Linked DNA regions of Homo sapiens: region 2 is linked to region 1. Evidence: chromatin loops called from intact Hi-C (ENCODE). Cell type or tissue: mesothelial cell of epicardium. All regions are shown on one strand. Each heading gives the region's core, and the rest is flanking DNA. Links, peaks and the distances in the headings are about the cores only.

What was found. A loop is a pair of places that touch in the nucleus more often than their neighbours do. Peaks named below come from ENCODE experiments on the same cell type or tissue, not always from the same donor. Only the 100,000 strongest peaks of a DNase experiment are listed, where the experiment ranks them.
Region 2: a loop joins it to region 1, with 5 times the contacts of the local background. A loop is called at or near these places in 1 of 110 quality-filtered maps.

Annotation. Positions count from the first base shown.
Region 1 is chr7:96,792,666-96,797,068 of GRCh38, reverse strand. The region is part of intron 2 of LOC105375414 (a long non-coding RNA gene); the gene reads right to left. Among named protein-coding and RNA genes, the nearest start is that of SEM1, 85 kb to the right of the region's middle. In mesothelial cell of epicardium, for the core only: no CTCF peak of the experiment used is centred there; no DNase peak of the experiment used is centred there.
Region 2 is chr7:96,718,465-96,722,867 of GRCh38, reverse strand. No RefSeq gene overlaps it. Among named protein-coding and RNA genes, the nearest start is that of SEM1, 11 kb to the right of the region's middle. In mesothelial cell of epicardium, for the core only: no CTCF peak of the experiment used is centred there; DNase peaks (open chromatin) are centred at 1,776 and 3,563.

The sequences.
Region 1 (4,403 bases), core at 205-4,204:
GAACCTTGACAATCAGAAACCAGGTGTAATTTTCTATCTAATAACTTAATAACTTTCCTTCTACATGATCTTACAGCTGGGTGGACCCACGATAGACTCCTTATCGCCCAGACCAGCACCTAGTTCAAGCTTTCAACTTGACTGCATACTGGCAGCTTTAAAAAAATACTAATACCTGCATCTGTACCCAATTTATGCAGGTGCAATCTAGACATTGGTGTTCATTAAGGTCTCAGTGACTGTAAAATGCCATCACTGCTCCAGAGGTTTCCCTAGATTTAAAACACCTACTACTTACTTAAATGCTTACTCTTCTAATTGGCCAAACACCATACCCTTCTCTTACTCTAGTAAGCTATAAAAGAATTTGAAGTGCAGGTATTTGTGGGCCCTTGGCTCTGAAGGAGAAAAATTTTGGCCCTTAGAACCCAGAAAAGATGTGTTCCAGAAGGCCAGGCCTGAACTCTCTGGTCATGCTAGACTCTCTGAGGACCAGCGCTCTCACCAAACCTGGCTCCACTAGGGGATGCGTGGCCTGGTGGGATCGAGGGTTGAGGCTTGAGGGGAGTGTCATGCCAGGGACATGGATTGAGGATACGGACTGTGAAAATCTGCTTCTCAGTTGACTCATAAACCTGGCAACCACACAGCTGAAAGTCCTTCAGACAGCAAGGCATGTTGGGTTCCTAGTGCTGCCATAACGAAGTACCCACAATCTGGTTGGTTTAAAACAGCAGAAATTTATTCCCTTACAGTTCTGTAGTCTAGAGGTTCAATATCATGGTTTTGGAAATGCCATGTGTCCTCACCAGGTTCTAGGGATGAATCTTTCTTTGCTCTTCTCAGCTTCTGGTGATTGCTGGCCGGGAGTGTTCTTTGAAGCCACATATTCCAGCCTCTGCCTCCATCTTCACGTGAACTTTATCCTTGGGTATATCAGTGTGTCCAAGTTTCACGCTTCTTCTTATAAGGATACCTTAAAAGCCCTAATCCATTATTACCTCATCTTAAGTTAATTACATCAGCAAATACCCTATTTCCAAATACAGTCACATTCAGAGGTACTGGGGTTTAGGACTTGAACGTATTCTAGGGAACAAAATTTACCCACAATACAAAAAGACTACTTGTGCTATCTGTTTTCTGGGAGAAATTCCTCCTGCTGCCTCTCACTGACATCTTGACTTTCCAGGTTTTGACCTCAGCTTGCTGATTACATAATTGTCTGTCCTGCCATCCCTCAAACCCCCACCAGCACCTCCGTATCTCAGATCAAAAGAGCCACAGATTTTTTTCAGAAGTAGAAATAATATTATAGAGGACATCTTCTGTGTATATGTATTTATAATAGATGCATTTTATGAATGGGGAGAGTTCTGGGACTCTTTTCCCCCAAGTCTGTCTACTCCAGAAACGAGTCTCTAACTTTATTCTTATTTTAACTTCTGACCTGAACATACCACAGATATCTCTGACTCAAATTCTGTCCCGGTTGACCACCTCTCTCTCCTTTTCTACTTTGTCTTCTCACTTTTCCTTCTGTTTGGTTGCTTTTCACCAATACACCAGCTTCACTTCTGAACCGGCAAAGCTTCTTAAACCCTAAGGTGGGAAGTCTTGGCCCACCTTAAACTCTGACTTAAACCCTATTTTTTCCATAATGAATGTAAGCAGCAAGTCACAAAGATAAAAATTAAACCATATCTCCTTTCCTATTTGGTGACCCTTTATGCTATCAGCTTACTTTTCTGCACAGATATAAAAACGTACCTCGAGGATGTAGATCCATCCCATAATTTGTATTGTCACTTTCCTTGAGTCCAGATAGGATCCCTCCAAACCAATCCCACTTCTTCCTTGATCTGAGGCCCTGTCCTCCAGTTGCTGTGTAGAATCTGGTTGGAGAACTTGGTACTGACTACATGAAAGGCAGCCTTCTATTTTTATATTTGTTCTTTTGCATTAGAAATCCTAAGGGATTGTTTGTTCATGTCTCACTGGGCCCATAACTGAAACCCTACTGGGAGATTTCCCCATGTTTACTGACCATTAGATTCACTGCTGTCTATTTCTGGCCCTGAGGTAATTTTTTTCTGTGAACTTGAACAAATAACCTCTATTTTCCTTTCCTTATAAAATGATATACTTATTGCCTATGCATGTTTTTGGGCTTAACAAGGTTGTTACCAAATGATTACATATGAAGCTGAATCATAAAACATTTTATGCTTATTTTTATTGGCTGTACTACAGTACACTTCAATTCAGAAGCCATTTATTTATTTATTGCTCACCGACAATGTACCTAGCATGGTGCTACATGTTATTGGTAGTCTATGACTTGTTAGGAAAATAGTAACGTTCAGTACGTACCTGACTGATCAACATGTAAGATATGGCCCCTGGTTTCAAGTAATCAACAACTTCTATGGTCAGTAGTACTTTGTATTTTGAGGAAAAAGTAATTAGTTAAATAAAATGTTATCAGACAAGTGTAGGCATTCGCAATGGTAAGAGCTAAGAAAAGGAGAAGGGACTTAATATGTATTCAATATTTTACCTACATTATTCAACTTTGTCCTCACCACAAGCTTGTAAGGTATCATCCCCATTGCCAGAAAAAGAAACTGAGGCTCAGAGTGGTTTGGTGACTTGCCCAAGTTTACACCTAGTAAGTGGGGAATGAAAGTTTAATGGCAAATGCATTTAATGTACGTCAGTTTAACTATAAAGTTGGTGCTTTCATTGCTACACTAGTTTGCTAAGGCCAGATGCCAAACCCTAGGGCATGATTCCTTTGTTCAGTTCTCTTTATTGCTGTTGAATTAGAAGTCTTCAGATTCTTCTGCCAAAACATGACCTGTCTCTGGGAGGAAGAGCTTAGCGTGCCTACAGTGTGATGATCCACCTTCTTAGCTGTCCAGTGAAATCTTCTTTTCTCATTTTACAGACTGCCTTTTGCCTGTGTTATCCACTCCAGTCATTATCTCTATGCTGCTTCTTCCCATGGCTCCCTTCTTGACATTTCTACCTGGAGAGGTTTCAAAGCTAACAAATCCCAAATCAAACTCATTATCTTCTCACCTTTCCTCCTTTCACTCTAAGGTTGGGGAAACCTTGCTTCTTCTCCATCTTCCATATTACTGTCTAGGTCAGTGTCATCATCAGCCAAAGTTGTTCAAGATAGGAACCTCTTCTAGTCCCACAGTCATCAAGTCCCATAGAGTCTTCCTGGATACCTCCCACTCCTGCCCCTTCCACATCACTGCTGTCATCACATTCCAGGCTCTCATGACCTGTCACTGGGAAAATTATAAGAGCATGGGTCTCCCTAGCTGTGTTCTCATTCATTCTCCCCTCTTACTTTACCCCCTCACATCCCTGACACACACACACACACACGTGCGCATGTGTGCACGCGCATGCACGTTTGGATGGGAGAACACAGCCTGAGTCAACTCCAATCGGTTTCATCAGCCATTCCCTCTACCCTGACAGCTCTAGACTCCAGTGAAGTCTCTCACTCTTTCTACAAACTGTCTTTGTAGCCTCCAATAAATATTCCTGTTTTTCCCCCAACTAAACTACATATCCTCAGAAAATGAACTTGAGTGTAACTACCAGGTGAAGTCTTCTTGACTCCTCTTGACTCTTTGAGACAGAGTTAGTTCCATCTTCCTCTGTTTTCTCTCCCACCTCATACACCTCATGCCCCTATTAACACTTTTAACATATTATGGCCATTTTTATTGTACTTATGATGCCCCTATAATCTGAGTGCTTCTTAACAGGAGGGCCATTTCATTTGCATCCTCTTTATCGTGAAGTATTTTAGCTATTCATAAAAGTATAGCGAATAATATAATGAACACCAATGGATCCACCTTCTGGTTTTGTCATATAAAAAGATGTTTTTTAATAACAGAATACTACAGTTGGATTGAAGACCTCTGTGTACCTTTTCCCATTCCATTCCCTCTCTTGCCAGAAGTATCCACTACCCTGGATGTGCTGTCACTTCACCCATGTGTGTTTTGACATTTATTACATACAGATGTATCCATAAACAATAATGCAGGGTTTTTTTTAGAAGTTTTTAAAAGTGATAATGATATCATCCTGTGTGTATCCTCCTGCAATTGAAGTTTTCTTTTTGTTCACTATTGTGTTTTTGGAATTTAGCCACATAGGTAGATGTGGCACTCATTCATTAATTTTAACTACTGCATAATATTTTTTATGAGCATAAGCCCAATTTATCTCTTCTTTCATAGGTTGATAAGCCTTTTCTGATTTTGCATGTCCATGCTTCCTTGAGCAGCTATGAGGGTTTCTCTAGGGTATACAAGCTGTGAGTGAAAGGTATGTCTTTCACCTCAAGACATACCGTCACCTTGTTTCTT
Region 2 (4,403 bases), core at 225-4,224, 74 kb after region 1:
GTGGCGATTCCTCAGGGATCTAGAACTACAAATACCATTTGACCCAGCAATCGCATTACTGGGTATATACCCAAAGGATTATAAATCATTCTACTATAAAGACACATGCACACGTATGTTTATTGCAGCACTACTCACAATAGCAAAGACTTGGAGCCAAGTCCCAAGTTCCTGAACATTCAGAGATGTAGTCTCTGCCTGAGGATTTCCAAAGAGTAGATCACCAGATGGGGACAGGTCATGAAGTATCATTTCCTAGCCATGTCCCATCATAACAGGTGATGCTGGCTTGCAGACGAGTCTCCTATTGACCCACCACCTCAGCTACACATTGTTGTAATAGAACTGGTAAACTGCCTGAAGAGAATCTTCATAGAGGAACGTATTAGATTTCAGGCTCTTATGTGTTGCTCACTGTTGTATCCATAGGGTCTAGAAAATGTGCCTGGCACACGGCAGGTACTCAACACACTTTTTTTCAAATCATGAATAAACATTAACAGTGTTTTTCTAACTTAGCCTTTAATTTTCGAATATTTTCAAATATCCAAAAACATCAAAATATTCTTTTAATATTGTCATTCCTTCTCACAAGCAGATCCATTTTTGTCTTCTAACTTTAAGCTCCTAGTTACCTTTAAACATTTATCAAGCCCTTAGTAAAGATCAGGTTTCATAGAATATAAACCCACAATACAATTGCTGATATTTAGGGTTTTATTTTCTGTGACAGAGTACATATTTCATATATGTACAAACATCATACAAAGATCATAAATATAATTTTTAAAATTTTTTATTGCTGGTCTAAGAAAAAAATGAAAGCAAACATCCAGAGTTATAAGATTCACGATTTTCCCTGCATTCTCAGTAGCAGTACCTACAGGACATACTTTTATGTTAAAGGCCCATGCTGCCGGAAGATGCTGACATTCTTATAACTTATGACCTGAACAATCTGAAGGAGCACAAAGAAACACCACTGATGTGTGAGTGAATGGTTGCCCAGGGAGGCTGGCACCTGAAGTGCATTAATTTCTTCACTGAGGTCCTAAGAGTCTCACAGCAAGATGTAAGTAGTTTACTCAGAATAAAAGACAAGGTCTTAGTAAAGGCCTACAAGGTCTCTCTGACTTCATTCCACTGGAGGGGAGTGAGTGTGGGGAAGAATATTCCTTCATATTCCTCAAACACACCAGGTTTGCTCCACCATTCCTGCTGTGCTCTGTAAGTTCTCACTGCCTGGGATATTCTTTCCCCAGTACCCACTTGGCTAACTACTCTCACTGCCTTTGTCTTGCTCAAATGTCTCTCCTTCTTCAGGAGTTCTACCCTGATTGCATTATTAAACGCAGCCATCTGCCCCCATTCTGTCACACCCCCAACCCTGCCCGCCATATTCCTTAGCCTGCTATCTACTCCCCTTAGCACTTCCCACCTACTGAAGATATGGCATACCGTGTTCTTTACTGTTCCTCACACTAGAACGTAAACTCCACAAGGGTAGATCTCTTCAGTGTTTGGTTCACTGAGGTACCCTACCCCAGAATAGTAGCTGGCAGATAGTAGGTACTCCATAATAACTCCTTGAAGAATGAATACAGGAATTAGTTCACTCATAGATCAAGCTGTTTAATATATCACTTTTCCCTTTCAGTTTTAGTCTGCTCTAATATTAATATCTGCTGGGAGGTTTTGCGTGTCTGAGAAGTTGAACTCTCCCAACCTGTTGGTTGGGCTTACTCAGTGAAGGATCTAGTCTCTGGAATTTATTCTTCTGGGCAGGCTGCCAGAAACTGAATTTGTCGTCTTTGGGGTATGATGCAAGATTTAGGGTTCTTTGTTATTCTGAGGGGTGTGTTTCAATTTTGGCTGACTTTATTGTTTTGTCTGGGAATTTATTCCTGTTTTGAGTTTTATTTGTCTGGGTTGATCAAGCAATTTAGCAACTATTCTTCACAGAGCTATGGTATACTAGAAATTAGAGCTGAAAAACACCTCATGGTTGATCCAGACCATCCCCCTGCCATTAAGTCTTCTTGCTCACCACAATACACTGTCCATGGCTTTGTTCAATGAAGTTTTAAATGTCCTTAGAGATTCTTTTGGGCACCCACTCAACTAACCTAATACTCCTGAAAATTAACAAGAATCCCCAATGTTTTGTCTAAACTTTCCCTTTCTTATTTTCATTTTATTTCTCCTATTTACAGTCCAAGGTGAACCCTTTTTCTTTTGGAATTTTATACCTTTCAGAGAGTTGTGGACTTACATTTCTGCTCTATTAGTTCTTTAACCAAACTATGTGTTCCTACCTTAATCTTTCTTCATTCTCTTTGTTTAATTTTGGTTTTGGTTATTGAATTCCTTCCAACTCATCACCTTGGTTTGCAGTATGTATAGTTTCACTGTTCACCCATTGAACGACTATCACAATGCTTTTCCATCAGAAACCTTAAGACAAAGCACTGACATCTGCCATATATAATTACAAATATATCCAATTTGATGCCATAATCAACCTAGGGTGTTTTCATTTTACTCATCAGAATATTAAATAAGTTCTGTGCAATGCTGTTTACTTAACTTGATTTTAAATTCTGATGTTAATTGTGTAATATCAGACATCTCACTTAAGCCCTTTGTACTTTTGTTTTTATATCTGCAAAAGGAGAGCACAACATCAGCTTCAGCCTCCTTTGCTGTAATCTTATGAATATAAATATGCTATTCTAGGGCTAGAAAGAGATTTTTCAGAGAGAAAAACACCTCACTTCCCAGCTTTCAGACAGAATCACACAGGATAAATTATTCTCAATATATGAAGTTCAAATGACACTCTTTTCTGCTTACAGTAATTTATGCTAAATCAATCCATCTCCATTTGTAGTAAAGGGCAAATTTTTAAAATTCAAAAATGCCATGGGCTGATTTTTATAAAATACGAAATCACAGGGTTGGATGAAGTGGCAGTGTCAAACTGCTCTAAGAGTTTCTACATGTTTATGCTCACTTTCTATAGTTGTCTTTTATAGGCGCTGGTCCAGGGACCCCACTTTGAGTAGCTCTGTGCTAGACAATTATATGCCTCACCTTCAGATTCAGATATAGGCTCAGAGGCCTGACAGATACTTTTCAAGATAACTCTTTCTCTTCTAATGATTAACATTAGACTTGATTTTACTTTTCAATTTTTGTACTTCAATTCAAAATCAACTTTAAAAAAATAGAATAGCAAATCAATTAATCATTCCTCTCAAAACATTTGATTACATATTTCTCATTTATTTATCGTCACCTTTTTTCAAAGTGTGGCAATCCTTAATTCATATCATAAAATCAAATCTGAATGAAAAATACTTTTAAGAAAGAAGAAAAAATTAATTCCATGGAGCTTACACCAGACCCCTGAGTTACAGAATGATCCCTTAGTCACAGCGATGCTAGCAGCTCCACTTCTCAAACTGACACTAGTCTCTGGCAGCCTACCGTCAGGGATAGGCTGACAGCAAGCAAACACATTCCAATCAAAAGGAAGGCAAAATCACCCAGTGCTAATTCTACCCCACCTGGCAGTCTGCCACCAACCTTTACTCTTCGGATTTAAGACATAGATCGTATATCAGAAATAACTGGAGTAGCTATTACATAAGTTGGTTATGGGATGCATATGCTTTCAGCTAGCATCTTTTATAGTTTGGGTACAAGAAAAATTTTGAGTTTTAGCACTCTTTTCTGGAATAGGCTTCTCTTATTTTTAGTGGGTTTTAATTATGTTGAGAAGGAATTAAATAATGATATATTGAAATTTCATTTTTCCAGGGAATTAAAAAAAAATAAAATTAATTGGAAAACATGAAATGTGAGGAAATATTAAATACAGTTTTAAACTGAACAAACGTAATCCATAAGTTACACATTGGGCTTTTTATGATCTAAAAATTTCTTCCAAGAAAAAGAAAAATTGAAATTCAAAGACTTATGAGCTTGTTTCAAAAAATAGTAAAAATAAGTTCCAACTGGTATAAGAACATGGATAAAGTACCAACTCATGGTCAAGGTACAACATGATACCAGGGCAAATAATAGCACAGGATGAGTGAGGTATTAGCAGAGAAGAAACTTTAAATGCAGAACATTTTATACTACTTTAAGGGATTTTATACAACTAAGAAAACATATATATATATATACACACACACACATATGTATAAATAGCAGAGAAAGTGTATTAAAACAATATATTTCTGATGAAGTTCTTCTTTACACAATTTTCTAAGAGCAAGCACATGGCCAATGTGGATTAATCATTAATGAATTTAATAAAGTGAACAGATTATTAGCTCCTAAAGCTAGTTATTTTGTTTTTCAAATGTTTCAAATGTGCCAGATGTTTCATAAAA